Linked DNA regions of Homo sapiens: region 2 is linked to region 1. Evidence: read pairs that join two places in POLR2A ChIA-PET (ENCODE). Cell type or tissue: MCF 10A. All regions are shown on one strand. Links, peaks and the distances in the headings refer to the core of each region. The heading gives the core; the rest is flanking DNA.

Region 1 (2,500 bases), core at 1-2,500:
CTTTATGGAGAGCTGGGTAAATTTAAAGGCAGCTATAAATATCCCACTGAGTGCCAGAGCTATAGCACAGTCGGCGGGTACCTGCTGGGCAAGGAGAGGAGCCCAGAGCTTCTGGTCCCCTTTGTCTAGGGTTCTCATCTCTATTACCTGTCAGTCCCCAAATTTTGCTTGACCAAGGAAGAATTCCATCAACGAACCCTTAATTTAAAAACACTCAGGGAGACAGCAAACAGCTGTGTATTGAGTCTGCCTGGGAGCCCAGGCTACCTGGGTCCTTCTCCAGCTTTGTCAGTGACTTTCTTTTCCTTTTGCCTGGATGGAAGATATTTCTTCACGTTGTGATTTTGTTTCCTTGAAACACGGGGTGTGTCACAGAAATTTAAAAAAAAAAAATCCAGGTGCAGTGCTTATGCTTGTAATCCCAGCATTTTGGGAGGCCAAGGTGGGGGAATTGCTTGAGCCTGGGAGGAGGAGGTTGCAGTGACCTGAGATCGCACCACTCACTCCAACTCTGGTCATCAAACAGAGCAAGGTCCTATCTTTAAAAAAAAAAAAAAAAAAAAAAAAAAAAAGACATGGTTTGACACCTAAAAAAAAAAAAAGTGACATGGTAAGACCTTTCTCCTGGGAATATTCTAGAGCCCCTTAACTGAGCAACTCTGTGCTCCAGAGAAAATTTTAGCATCTGTAAAGTGGCAACAAAATGGGAACATACTTTTTATACTTATCCTACGGAATTTCTGACTAAATTAAAGATTTTTACTCAGTTTGGAACTTTCTCCATGTTTTTAATCTATTCAATTTGGCTTGAAACCTATTATGTCCTTTTCTGGGTTTCTTCTTGTATCTCTTCCATGGCCTCCAAGCCGTTCTAATCCCTTGGTTTGTAGAGTGGTGCCACATTGGCGCTGCCTCCTCTCTACCAGCTTTCTTGATCTGTTGTTCATTTTCTTTAAACATCAGCATCTGTGGCCATCAAGCTGCCTTGCACAGTTTGCTAATTGTTTTCAATTGTATGCCTCCAGCTTGAGCTATGGTTAGGATTTTCCTGTTCTAGTAGTCCACTCAGTACTGGCCTAGTAACGTGAGTTCCTTGGCAAGTTCATTTGTCTCATCTAAGGAGTTCCAGGGAGGGAATTAAGGGACCCATGATGGAAATGTGGGCTTGAACTTTGTCTCTCTGTAGCTGGTACTCTTCATCCCACCCCTTCCCATCTTTGAGCAAAAGGACAAGCACTTTACCTTAAGAGCGGAGGGGGCCCCGGTGCAGGGGCTCCTGTCTATAATCCTAGCACTACAGGAGGTCGAGGATGCAGGATCGCTTAAGCCCAGGAGTTTGAGATTAGCCTGGGCAATATAATGAGACCCCCCATCTCTAAAATAATAATAATAACAATTTAAAAAATAAGAGGTGGAGGGCAGCGCAGCATTGGGAACACCGGGAAACCAGCCCAGCGCCCACACCACTGGCTATCCCATGAGTCATCAAACAACCAATGGGTGAATTGGCTAACATCCAGGTTCCTGGATGCTGCGTTCCTTTTTTATTATGACTTGAGCTTCTTCAGGAGTTAGATCTATCAAGCCTCCAATCTGCTCTTGCTCCACGTTTTTAGAGGCAACTCTGTCTGCAAATGCTTCCAGTGGAAAATCACCTTTATATCTAGAGGAATTGGGGATAGGTGAACATGATCTAAACGTGCTAGAACTCTCAGCTCCTCTATCAGATTTAGAAAGGATGAGAATGTCCCCAGTTTGTTGGTTGGCTAGTTGGTCTATTCATGTACATACTCTCTCACATTTACATACTGAGTTTCTCTGATACAGCTCTGAATTTGGCTAGAACTCACAGGTAGATTTGTTTGCTTATTTCTTTTTAACCACAGGTAACATGACCACCTTGAAACTTGTTCTGCCTCATCCCAACACCACTCCAAGCCATGAATCCCCATCTTTCAATGTTTACCTCACTACCAGCCAAGAATGCTAAGCAGGGTGTTCTGGGGAACCTTTCATCTTGGTCTACTTTAAACTGTTTCTCTGATGAACACCAGACTGAAATGGCTCTGGTTCTGATGGGGGGTGCTAAATCCCCAGCCTTTGTGCAGCTACCAGCTGGGGATCTGAGGGGTCTCCTACCATGATGCCTAGACACTGGCAGCCTGGCTAGAAGAGCTCTCATTCTCTATCACTTTCTTGGTGACTAGGGCCAGTTTGTATGGCAGCCCAGTGAGGCTACTCGATTTGTATTCAGTGCACAAACCCTGAAAAAAAACCCTGCCAGCCAGCAACTCTGAAAGGATGCTTTGTGTGAGTGAGCAGTGTCTGAGATGGACAGGGACTCTCCTCCCTCCCCTGAAAACAGCCTCTCTGGCCCAGCAACTTATTGGTGCTTTGGATCTGGCACAGAGCTCCTGGGGATCCCTCCCCAAGAGGAGACCATCTTGGGATCCCAGATAACACTGAGCAACTTACGCCCTGTCCTTCCTGCCCTGGCTTC
Region 2 (3,416 bases), core at 465-2,964, 110 kb after region 1:
CTATGGGGGTGCATCACCACACCCCAGCTGTTTTTTTTTTTTTTGGCAGAAATGGGGTCTTCCTACTTTGCCTAGGCTGGTCTTGAACTCCTGGGTTCAAGCCAGCCTCCAGCCTTGGCCTCCCAAAGTGCTGGGATTACAGGCTCATGTGAGCTACCGTGCCCAGCCAGCCACGCTCGTTTATGTGTATAGTGTCTGTGTCTGCTTCCACAGAGTGGAACAGTTGCAACAGAGATGCTGTGGCCTACAAACCCTAAAATGTTTACTGTCAGGGCCTTTATAGAAAATGTCTGCTGACAGCATTCCCCTCTCAATCTCCTCCAGGGGCCTCCCGTTCCTCTTACAGGGTAACCCGAAGTCCTTGCTTTGGCCTAAAGGCCTGTGCCACTCTGACTTATCTCCCGCTTCTCCCCTGCATCACTGCACTACACTCGTGCTTTGGGTCGCCTTCTCTCCCTATTGATTTTATATACGAGGCTGTTTCCCTCTCAGGCCTCTGAGCCACTGCCTCTCTGGCTGGAGTGCTCGTGGGAAATTATGTCAATCTAGGATACAGAAGTCTCCCTTCTAGGGAAATAGACACACAACTCCTAGGCTAAGAAAGGCGTCATTCTCCCCAGGTTTTGGTTGAAATGGATCGGCCTCACCTATTCAGAAGGGCCTTCCCTGTCCACTCCTTCCCTCAGCCATTCTGTCTCAGTCCCTGTTTATTTCCTTCATTGCACTTTTGTCCTCATGCTTATTGTCTGACACCCCCACCAGGACATAAGCTCCATCTGGGCAGAACATTTATTAAATGCTCAATGAATGTTTGTTGAGGAATGAATGAATGAGGCCTTTCTTAGCCTAGGAGTTGTGTATCTATTTCCCTAGAAGGGAGACTTCTGTATCCTAGATTGAAATAATTTCCATCAATTCCGGCTGGGTATGGTGGCTCACATCTGCAATCTCAATACTTTGGGAGGCCGAGGTGGACAGATTGCTTAAGTCCAGGAGTTGGAGACCAGCTTGGGCAACATGGTGAAACCTTGTCTCTACAAAAAATACAAAAAGTAGCTGGGCATGGTAGCATGCATCTGTGATCCCAGCTACTTGGGAGGCTGAGGTGAGAGGATCACTTGTGCCCAGGAGTCAAGGCTGTCTGCAGTGAGCTGTGATCATGCCACTGAACTCCAGCCTAGGCAACAGAGCTGGACTCTGTCTCGGAAAAAAAAAAATCCCATCAGTTCCTCCTCAGTGTTTTACTCTCCTCTTGCATTCACTGCTGTTATTAACCACCAGGAGTTCCTTTTCCAAATGTGTTGTCAGCCTTAAGGTCATTATGCAAGGAAGCAAGGAGACAGCTGCAACTTAACCAGTGTAAGGAAGAAAGGTTTCCCCTTCTCAGCAGGTGAAGGGGCCCCTTTCTTCTAGTATAAAAAGCCCCAATCTGTATTAACAAAAAAGATTAGTCATGTCAACATCCAAGTTTAGTGACTGTCACAAATACAGAAAGTTTCAACTCACCTATTTTTCTAAGTAACAGGAAACAGCCTCAGCTAATAAATACAACAGACAGCAATGTACACACGGTAAGGCTGGGGTGTAACTATTTGAAAGGCTCAGTCACCAGGCCAGATTGGCTAGATTATGCTGCAAAACAAAGCAATAGCCAAATCTCAGTGTCTGAAAACAACCCAGGTTTGTTTTATGCTGTCATTACACCTCCATCAGGGGCTGACAGGGCCATCGGACACGGGGACACTCAGGGATTCAGGACGGTGGAGCAGCTGCATCTTGAATGTTGCCGGTTGCCGTGCTGGAAAGAGACCTCTGGATGTTCTCACATCAGCAGCTGGAGGAGTGCAGGGGGCCAACCAGATCAGTGATGTGGGCCCAGCCCCAATCACAAGGGACAGGCCATGCAATCCCGTCTTGTGCCTGGAAGGCAGAGAGGAGAGGGCTGGGAGTATTTGATGAACGGCAGTAATGACAACCACACAGTGGGAAGAAAATGCATTCCCTTTAGAGGCAAGACAAGACCGGGGTAGGAGAGGAGAGGGCGAGAAAGATGGGAGCTGGGAAAGTAAGATCTTGTAGGTGCTTCCACAGCCACCCACCACAAGTCCTGTGTCACTGTGGCTAACAATCTGGTCACGTGCTCTTGTTCAGTTGAGCTGTAAATTCCTGTGTGTCATCTATTGTCATGGTGTTTGAAAAGCTGATTATGCACTATTCGTAGCTCTTCAACTACTCTTTGCTCTTAAACATGTATAGCACCCTTCTAAATAGGTAAGTTACCGCAGTCCTCCTCAGGTAAGATTATCCTCCAAGCTCTTGCTTCAGTGAGCAGAGGCATATAATTGCTGGGGACATACCAAGCTGAGACATGAACTCCGTAACAAACAGTTGCACACATTTCACACATGGTAGCTTTAAAGACTGTGAATGAATCCAAGACGACTCCGATGTTCTTCAGGGCTAACCCTAAGACCTCTTTTCAATTCATGTCCAGTTGGGTCAGTATCTTTGTTTGCATCAGTGCTGTCTAACAGAAACTTCTGCAATAATTGCAATATTCTCTGCACCATCTAATGTGGTAGCCCCTAGCCACACCAGGCTACAGAACACTTGAAATGTGGCTAATACCACTGAGGCACTGCATTTTTCATTTTATTTATTTATTTATTTATTTTTATTTTTATTTTTATTTTTTTTGAGATGGAGTCTCACTCTGTCGCCCAGGCTAGAGTGCAGTGGCACAATCTTGGCTCACTGCAACCTCCACTTCCCAGGTTCACACCATTCTCCTGCCTCAGCCTCCGGAGTACCTGGGACTACAGTCACCCGCCACCACGCCCGGCTAATTTTTTGTGTTTTTAGTAGAGATGGGGTTTCACTGTGTTAGCCAGGATGGTTTCGATCTCCTGACCTCGTGATCCACCCGCCTCGGCCTCCCAAAGTGCTGGGATTACAGGTGTGAGCCACCGTGCCCTGCTATTTTATTTAATTTTAAATAATTAAAATTTAAATAGCCACATGTGGCCTGACGTGGTGATTTAAGCCTGTAATCCTAGTACTTTGAGAGGCTGACGTGAGAGGATTTTTTGTGCTCAGGAGTTTGAGACCAGCATGGGCAACACAGTGAGACCTCGTCTCTACTAAAAATCAGGACAATCAGCCAGGTGTGGTGGTGCATGCCTGTAGTCCCAGTTACTTGGCAGGCTGAGGCGGGAGGATCTCTTGAGCCCAGGAGGTCAAGGCTGCAGCAAGCTGTGGTCACGCCACTGTACTCCAACCTGGGCAACAGAGTGAGACCCTGTTTCAAAAAAATAATAATAATAAGATAAAATAAATAGCCACATGCAGCTAGTGGCTACCATATAGGACAGTGCAGCTTTGGAGTAAGAAGGAAAATCAGAGCTTTGTATTCAGCC

What was found. ChIA-PET counts read pairs that join two places held together with the same protein. Peaks named below come from ENCODE experiments on the same cell type or tissue, not always from the same donor. Only the 100,000 strongest peaks of a DNase experiment are listed, where the experiment ranks them.
Region 2: POLR2A ChIA-PET joins it to region 1 with 5 read pairs; 3 of 35 experiments call an interaction of 5 or more read pairs at or near these places.

Annotation. Positions count from the first base shown.
Region 1 is chr7:128,039,895-128,042,394 of GRCh38, forward strand. The region is part of intron 16 of SND1 (staphylococcal nuclease and tudor domain containing 1); the gene reads left to right. Among named protein-coding and RNA genes, the nearest start is that of LRRC4, 9.7 kb to the left of the region's middle. In MCF 10A, for the core only: no CTCF peak of the experiment used is centred there; a DNase peak (open chromatin) is centred at 1,497.
Region 2 is chr7:128,153,406-128,156,821 of GRCh38, forward strand. No RefSeq gene overlaps it. Among named protein-coding and RNA genes, the nearest start is that of MIR129-1, 53 kb to the right of the region's middle. In MCF 10A, for the core only: no CTCF peak of the experiment used is centred there; no DNase peak of the experiment used is centred there.